2 separate regions of the Homo sapiens genome follow, and region 1 is linked to region 2. Evidence: read pairs that join two places in POLR2A ChIA-PET (ENCODE). Cell type or tissue: PC-9. All regions are shown on one strand.

What was found. ChIA-PET counts read pairs that join two places held together with the same protein. Peaks named below come from ENCODE experiments on the same cell type or tissue, not always from the same donor. Only the 100,000 strongest peaks of a DNase experiment are listed, where the experiment ranks them.
Region 1: POLR2A ChIA-PET joins it to region 2 with 12 read pairs; 4 of 35 experiments call an interaction of 5 or more read pairs at or near these places.

What each region holds. Positions count from the first base shown.
Region 1 is chr11:118,621,464-118,625,463 of GRCh38, reverse strand. PHLDB1 (pleckstrin homology like domain family B member 1) reads right to left here. Exons shown (of 23, transcript NM_001144758.3): 5 at 405-530. Among named protein-coding and RNA genes, the nearest start is that of PHLDB1, 16 kb to the right of the region's middle. In PC-9, no CTCF peak of the experiment used is centred here; DNase peaks (open chromatin) are centred at 123, 2,313 and 2,653; H3K4me3 peaks cover 2,397 bases; H3K27ac peaks cover 3,165 bases.
Region 2 is chr11:119,010,784-119,014,783 of GRCh38, reverse strand. CENATAC (centrosomal AT-AC splicing factor) reads right to left here. Exons shown (of 11, transcript NM_198489.3): 4 at 3,954-4,000; 5 at 3,501-3,563; 6 at 2,781-2,845; 7 at 2,530-2,635; 8 at 1,522-1,552. Among named protein-coding and RNA genes, the nearest start is that of RPS25, 5.6 kb to the left of the region's middle. In PC-9, no CTCF peak of the experiment used is centred here; no DNase peak of the experiment used is centred here; H3K27ac peaks cover 1,773 bases.

The sequences.
Region 1 (4,000 bases), 390 kb after region 2:
CGAGGCCCAAGGACATGATCCCCACCACAGCTTACAGGGAGTTCAACCTAATGCTTCCTTCTGCCCCTCAGGGTACCCTAGAGGGTGAGGCTCCCTGTGGTGACACAAGTGGGCCAGAGTTCCAGACACTGAGTGGCATCCTCCAGGGCAGTGGGGTACAAGCTGGCAGAGCTTGCCATCCCTCGAGGCACATAATTTCCCAATTTTAGCTAAGCAGCACTGCCTTGGTTAGCTCTCAGTGGCCCCACTGCCTGGCATTCTCCACCCGCCCATGGCAGGTGGCAGTGAGCCCAGACCTTAGGTATTGTCTTGCCCTAACACTCCAAGTGTGGCTGAAGTGAGCAAGGAGGAGGACTGCTGCAGGAACACCATCAACCCAGCACCCTGCCCCCGTCGGTACCTACCAGGAACAGGGCTGTAGGGGGGCCCAGGGGCTCGGCCCCCTGCTGGAATCATGCTTTTCATCCACTTGGCTTCAGCCGGGTGGTTAAAGCGAAGGAAGGTGGACTGACCCAGGCACAACATGCAGCCTGCAGAGAAAGCAAACACTTGAAGACCAGGTGTGGTGGCTCACACCTGTAATCCCAACACTTTTGGAGGCGGAGGAGGGTGGATCACCTGAGGTCGGGAGTTGGAGACCAGCCTGGCCAATGTGGTGAAGTCCCGTCTCTACTAAAAATACAAAAATTAGCCGGGTGTGGTGGTGGACGCCTGTAATCCCATAATCCCAGCTACTCAGGAGACTGAGATCAGAGAATAGCTTGAACCCAGGAAGCGGAGGTTGCAGTGAGCTGAGATCATGCCACTGCACTCCAGCCTACATGACAAGAGCTAAACTCTGTCTCAAAAAAAAAAAAAAAAAAAAAAAAAAAAGAAAGGAAGAAAGAGAGAAAACACTTGGAAGGGCAGGCAGGACTGAAGTTACCCCACCTCACAGCACTAGCAGGCTCACCTCAGCTCTAAAGACCCATCCTCATCTGCTCTCAGAGTCCACACAGTCCACACCTGACCTTGCCTGTGCTTGAGATGGGCACCTCCAGGGCTCCGCAGCACAAGACAGAGTAGAAAAAGCACTGGTGAGTGAGTCCCAAGATCTGAGTCCTCGTCCTAATTCCTCTTCTTACTAGCTGTGAGATCTCTGGGTGAAGTAACTTCACCTCTGAATCTAGTTCTCTTAATCAGAAAAATGGGGACAATACCACTGATCTTGTAGGGTTAATAAGACAGTGTATGTGAAAGTACTCTGTAAAAATATATTCAGAGAGGCCAGGCATGGTGGCTCACACCTGTAATTCCAGCATTTTGGGAGGCCAAGGCGGGCGGATCACCTGAGGTCAGCAGTTCGAGACCAGCCTGGCCAACATGGTGAAACTCCGTCTCTACTCAAAATACAAAACTTAGCTGGGGGTGGTGGCGTGCGCCTGTAGTCCTAGCTACTTGGGAGGCTGAGGCAAGAGAATTGCTTGAATCCAGGAGGCAGAGGCTGCAGTGAGCCGAGATCACACCACTGCACTCCAGCCTGGGCAACAGAGCGAAACTCCGTCTCACACACACACACACACACACACACACACACACACACACACACAAATGTTCAGAGAACACAGACACACCTGTCCCCCAACCCCAGCCTGTATCCATGATCCATCTATCTGCCCCTTGGGTAGAAGGGTAGAAGAGTCAGTCTGAGAGGCAGCAACTTCCAGGGTCACAAAAAAAAACTGAGATAGGGAACAAGGGGAAAAACCATGGATCAGTCAGATGAACCGGGGGGGTCCTGAATTTGCTCCCACTCTTTCTTGTTTTGTGACCTTAGGAGAGCTGTGCACTGCAAGTCTAGGGAGCGACCACCACCTTTCTTTCTGACTAAGCACCCTCTGCATGCTCCCTGGTCTCCCCTGGCATCAGGCCAAGACTAGGCCACCAGGCCCGGCCTCAGCCAAGCACATTCCCAGGCAGTAGACACAAGCCCAGTCCTGCCCGGGAAGTGTGAGTACCTGGAGGGGGAGGGCATGTGGGAGCTGGAAAATGTAGCCAGGGGCACCTGGAGTGTGCACAGTGGCAGATGTGCCCACAGGCGCCTAACTGTAGCTAGCAGAACTCCACCTCCCAGCCACACCAGGTGCTGGAGGGCTACTGCAGAAGATACTATGTTGGGAGAAGCCAGAGCCCTGTTGCTCTCTACCACCAATCCTTCCAATTTGTCCACACCCCTGGCCCCCGGCCTCAGCCTCCTGTCTACCCAATCTGGTGCCACTTGGCACCCCAAGCTTCACGCCAGTCTGAGCTAAGACTGGCAGAGAAGTCTACATTCCTGGACGCTGAGACAGTTCAGCTCAGGCAGGCCGCAAGGGCAAGAGGCATCCCAGGCCACGTGAGTACCTTGGCAGGTCCCTTACTGAGAAGCTCAGGAGCCTGTTCCTGGGATCCTGGGCATTGCTTGGGTTGGGGGTTTAGTAGGCTGAGAAGCCCATGGCAGATAACCATAGTGGATAAAGCCACTCACTATCCTGGCATACACAAAGGCCCTCCCAGGCAGCCAGACACCAACAATTCTAAAGGAGAGAGAGGGAGCCTTCCCTGCCAAGTCACCAATCAGAGAAGAGGATCCCAGAGTATTCAAAACTGGAATAAATAATAGCCAACCACACTGTCCACCTAATTACAACCACAGCTGTTTCAGAAAGAGCCCTGTCAAGCCCCTCCCCCTCCATTTAGCCATTTAACAAGCCTACTGGTGATGAGTTCACAGGGTCTAGACAGAGCCACTCAACCCAGGGTCGTGGGTGGTAGGGATCAGGAGCCTGACCACACAGTCCAGGCTGGGAAGGAGGCAGGGAGTCTGAGTGGATTCCAGCCCAGCAGTCCCAGGCCCACCCAAGTAGGATGTAGGCATCTAGGGATCCTCTGCCTGGGCCCCTATAGCTGTGTGTTTTCTGCCCCCTCCTCAGCCCTTCACCCTCCCCGGCATAAGGGGGTGTGGCCATGCTGCCTCTGGGCTATAAATAGTGATGCCAGGCAGCAGAGCTGGATCCGTATTAATAGAGCGGGCAGGAGGGCAGCAGGACTGAGAGCAGCCCAGCTCCTGCCCAAATTAACTTTCTATTTGCATGCAGAAGCTTCAGGCATTGCCCTGATGCTGGCCCCTACAGCCCCCAGGGGTCTGGCCAGCCTGTTTCTGGGAAGAAGCCTCCTCTCTGCCCACTCCCACCCCAACCCGCAAAGGCCAGCCCTTTCAGGGAGCCCAGGAATCCCTGCCCATCCTGCCAAAGTCATGATCAGTGTCCCCCATGCCCAGGGGGGATCAGGGTCCAGCTGTGTGCAGGTGGGTGGAGGAGCTGCACATCTGGAGGGGAAAAACTGGGCGAAGGAGAGGGTGAATCCTATCTGTGAGAGATGCAGAGGAGAAACACCAACACAAACAGGCTCACACTCATACACACTCATAGTAACACAACAGACTTATGGGCGTACATGCTCACACACTCTCAGAGCTACTGTCACTGCCCTCCTGGTCACACAAATAGAATGGATTGTCCAAAGGGAGACCGAGTGAAGGGAATATGGGAGGAAGGGCCTTGGTCCTTCCTATCAGAGACCCTCCTTGGCCATAAGGTAGACTCCCCTCATTCTAACCAGGACTCTTTAACCCCATCTGAGGGAGGTGGGTCCTAAGGAGGGGACTGCCGGAGCGCTGGAGAAGATAAGGTCTACCGGCTGAGAAGTGCCCCCAAGCCCAGAATCCCCATTTAGAAATGTTCAGGGAACACACACAATCGAGTCTCTCAGCCTCAAGCTCCCAAAGAAGGTCAGAGGACCCCATGCACCTCCTCCCGCCCACCCTCCTCAAGACGCCCCTCCCAGTCTGAGCTTCTCCAAGCTTGGCTGCTTGGGGACTGTGGCTGGCCCGGGGCTGAGGACTCACCGCCGAAACCGGACCTCCGGACCGCTCGCCCCCGCTAGCTCGGGCCCTCCAGGTCCCGGGCCCGCCCGGAGCCTT
Region 2 (4,000 bases):
CTGACATAAACGATACACACTTAAATTTGGTGACTTTTGAGCGAAGCCATTACAATCTAGACCCCAAACATCCCCCTGTAAGTATCACTGCCCCCATTAAAATATTTTCATGTCCAGGCAATCGGTGATCTTTCAGTTGCTTTATTGGTTTGTATTTTTTAGGATTTTCTGTGTGTGGACATTGAGGTGGGGTCTGGCCTTTTGTTTTTTTGAGAGGAGTCTCGCTCTAGCCCAGGCTGGACACAATCTCAGCTCACTGCAACCTCCGCCTCCCAGGTCTCGGTTCAAACAATTCTGCCTCAGCCTCCCAAGTAGCTGGGATTACAGGCGTGCGCTGCGATGCCCAGCTAATTTTTGAATTTTTAGTAGAGATGGGGTTTCACCATGTTGGCCAAACTGGTCTTGAACTCCTGACCTCGTGATCCGCCTGCCTTGGCCTCCCAAAGTGTCGGGATTACAGGCATGAGCCACCACGCCGGCCAGGTCTGGACTTCTGAGATTCATCTGTGTCGTACGTATCAATAATTCTGTCTTCATCCTGGAATACTATTCCATTGTTAATCCATTTGCCTGTTGATAGACATCTGAATTGTTTCCAATTTGGAGCTGCTACAAGTGAAGCTGTTCTGAAGATTTGTGTACAAGTCTATGTAGACAGGCTTTCTTTTCTCTAGTTAGGGGTGGAACGGTTGGATAATGTGGTAGGTGTATCCCAAACTGTTTTCCAAAGTGACTGTACCAGTTTACATTCTAAGAGCAGTGTATGAAGGTTTGGTTTTTCTACACTGCCAAACACTTGGCATGATCAGTCTTTAATTTCTGCCATTCCAATACATATGTAGTGGTATTTCACTGTGGTTTTAATTTGCATTTCTCTAATGACTAATGTTGAACATTATTCATATGCTTTTATTGGGTTGTTTCCTTATCAAGTTGACAGTTCTTCATATATTCTGGATATAAGGCTTTTACCGATACATACGCTTTATCTTGGCCAACTTTATTTAAAAAAAAAAAAAAAGTCCGGGCACGGTGGCTCATGCCTGTAATCCCAGCACTTTGGGAGGCCGAGGCGGGTGGATCACGAGGTCAGGAGATCGAGACCATCCCGGCTAAAACGGTGAAACCCCGTCTCTACTGAAAATACAAAAAATTAGCTGGGCGTAGTGGCGGGCGCCTGTAGTCCCAGCTACTTGGGAGGCTGAGGCAGGAGAATGGCGTGAACCCGGGAGGCGGAGCTTGCAGTGAGCCGAGATCCCGCCACTGCACTCCAGCCTGGGCGACAGAGCGAGACTCCGTCTCAAAAAAAAAAAAAAAAAAATTAGCTGGGTGTGGTGGTGCACACCTGTAACCCCAGCTACTTGGGAGGCTGAGGCAGAAGAATCACTTGAACCTGAGAGGCAGAGGTTGCAGCGAGCTGAGATTGCGCCACTGCACTCCAGCCTGGCGACAGAACAAGACTCCATCTCAAAAAAAAAAAAAAATCTCCCAGGGTTTTAAAAACACTGCCCTGGACCTTACCTGAGTGGATGTTACCAACTCCTGGTATATCCTGTAGTTGGAAATGGGAAAAAAAGTGCTAGTTAAAGTCTAGGCATGATTAAAAAAAAAAATCCTAGAAACGATAGACAAAGCACACTTTAAAAGAGGTGGGTGTGACTGCTGCCACAATGCTAATTCTGCACCCCAGCTGATGTTAAACTTTGAAAGCACAGTAAGTCACTCTAAGACAACCCTGTCCTCAGGAAGCTCACAGTCATAACAGTGGAGATGTCTGTAAGTAGAGTGGCTATTACATGCCAGGGGAGCAAAACCTTGCCCTCACAGCATACATATAATTGGGGAAGAGCATTAAGCACAAGTTACGTAAATTACATTTGCAACTTTACATGGTGCTACATCCACTTGAAATAGAGATAACCTGTTCAGATAAGCCTTTTATGAAAAAGTGACATTTGAGCTAACAGTTGAAGGTAAACTAGGTGATGAGGGAAGGAAAGCAGGTTTTAGACAATGGCAACTGCAAAAGCCCGAAGCAACACAATACAGCTGAAGTGTAGAGTAAAATCATAAGTGGTACAATGATTTTCTGTTTGTGAGGCAGGATTGAAGGGGGAGTAGAAATTGCCCAAAGGCTGAATGGAGGCAGACAGGTTAAAATTGACCGCTTGTTGACAGGATATGGGAGATGGAAAAGGAAAGGATCTGCATCTAGTGATTGGAAATATAGGAGTGGTGGGGGTTAGTTTCAGATGCCTGTGGGATATTTAATGTCCTGTGTTGAGTTGGAACTATGAGTTCTACAGAGGGCAAGATTTAGGAGTTGGCACTCCTAAGTGTCAATACATGTGAATAGGATCGCTTTGGAGGGTGAGAAGAGGTCTGAGAACACTACTAGGGAACAGTGAAGGAAGAAGGAAAAGCCTGCAGTGGAGGCAGCAGTGGCTTGAATAGGTAGAAAATCAGGAGAAAGGGGTCCTGAGACCTGAGGGACCATTGGCCCTCTTCTGGCTTGCTTATCCTTTGTACCTGATGGCCAATGAATGTCAGAGATGGTCCTGTCTCCATCCAGTCAAGCTCTGGAGCTGGTGGCAGGTCCAAATTTGAGGGCTGCTGTAAGCTGGAAGCTACTTGGCTGAAAAACATGAGCCAGGCTGCCAGATGAGGTCCTTGAGCCATGAGGGTGGTAAAGATTAGATCTGTTTCCATTTCCCAGGCAAAAGGTTGCAGAATGTTCTAAGATGTCAAATTCCCAACAAGAGATTCCCTAATAGTCTTACCTGTTCATCCCTTTCCAGCTTCTAGGTGCTGAAGAGCCCTCTTCTGGGTCTGGCACTGCCTGAGGCTGAGTTTGATTCAGGAAAAATAAATGTGTCTGGGATGCTTAAGAGCCTGCCTAGGCCATGCCTCCACCCTCCAGACCCCAGTATCACAGGAAGGAAACAAATTAGCATATGGAAGGTACTGCCCATCTTTTACAGACTCTTCCCTCCCTCCCTCCCAGTCCTGTCCACATATTCACTGACTAGGCCTGCCCCCTGGCACACAGGTAAGGGAATTCAAGCCAAGCAGATGAGAATGCAGTCAGAGTTCTCTTAGAAGCACTGGTTCATGGCCGGGCACAGTGGCTCATGCTTGTAATTCCAGCAGGCTGAGGCGGGTGGATCACCTGAGGTCAGGAGTTCAAGACCAGCCTGGCCAACATGGTGAAACACCACCTCTATTAAAAATATAAAAATTAGCCAGGCGTGGTGGCGGCACCTGTAATCCCAGCTACTCGGGAGCCTGAGGCAGGAGAATCGCTTGAACCTGAACCTGGGAGGTGGAGGTTGCAGTGAGCCGAGATCGTGCCACTGCACTCCAGCCTGGGTGACACAGCGAAACTCTGTCTCCAAAAAAAAAAGAAGAAGAAGAAGCACTAGTCCATGAAATGCTGGACCTGGGAATGCCAGGGATCAGTGGATTTGGATACTGGTCTGGATCCTCCGAGGGAAACCAACCTCTAAGACAGACCGAACCACCTCCTGTCGGCTCTGCTCCACCTCACGGATCTGAGCTGCCATCTGTGGGAGAGAGGCTGCTTAGACAGGTACAGGATCATGGGGGCCAGTTTCTTCAGAGGCCTTTCCTTTAACTTGGGCCCTCCACCCCCAGGCGTGGACCAGTACTGGTCTGTGGCCTGTCAGGAAGCAGGCTGCAACAGCACTGCCGCCTGAGCTCCTGTCAGATCAGTGGTGGTGTTACATTCTCATAGGAGCACAAACACTATTGTGAACTGGGCATGCAAGGTATCTAGGTTGCGTGCTCCTTATGAGAATCTAGTGCCTGATGATCTGAGGTGGAGCAGTCTCATTCTGAAACCATCCCCTGCCTGGGTCCATCTGTGGAAAAACCGTCTTCCACGAAACCAGCCCCTGGTGCAAAAAGGGTGAGGGACTGCTACTTTAACTTACCTCCTTGATCACTTTATCCTCCTTTTCTTCATAGGAATCCAAACCTT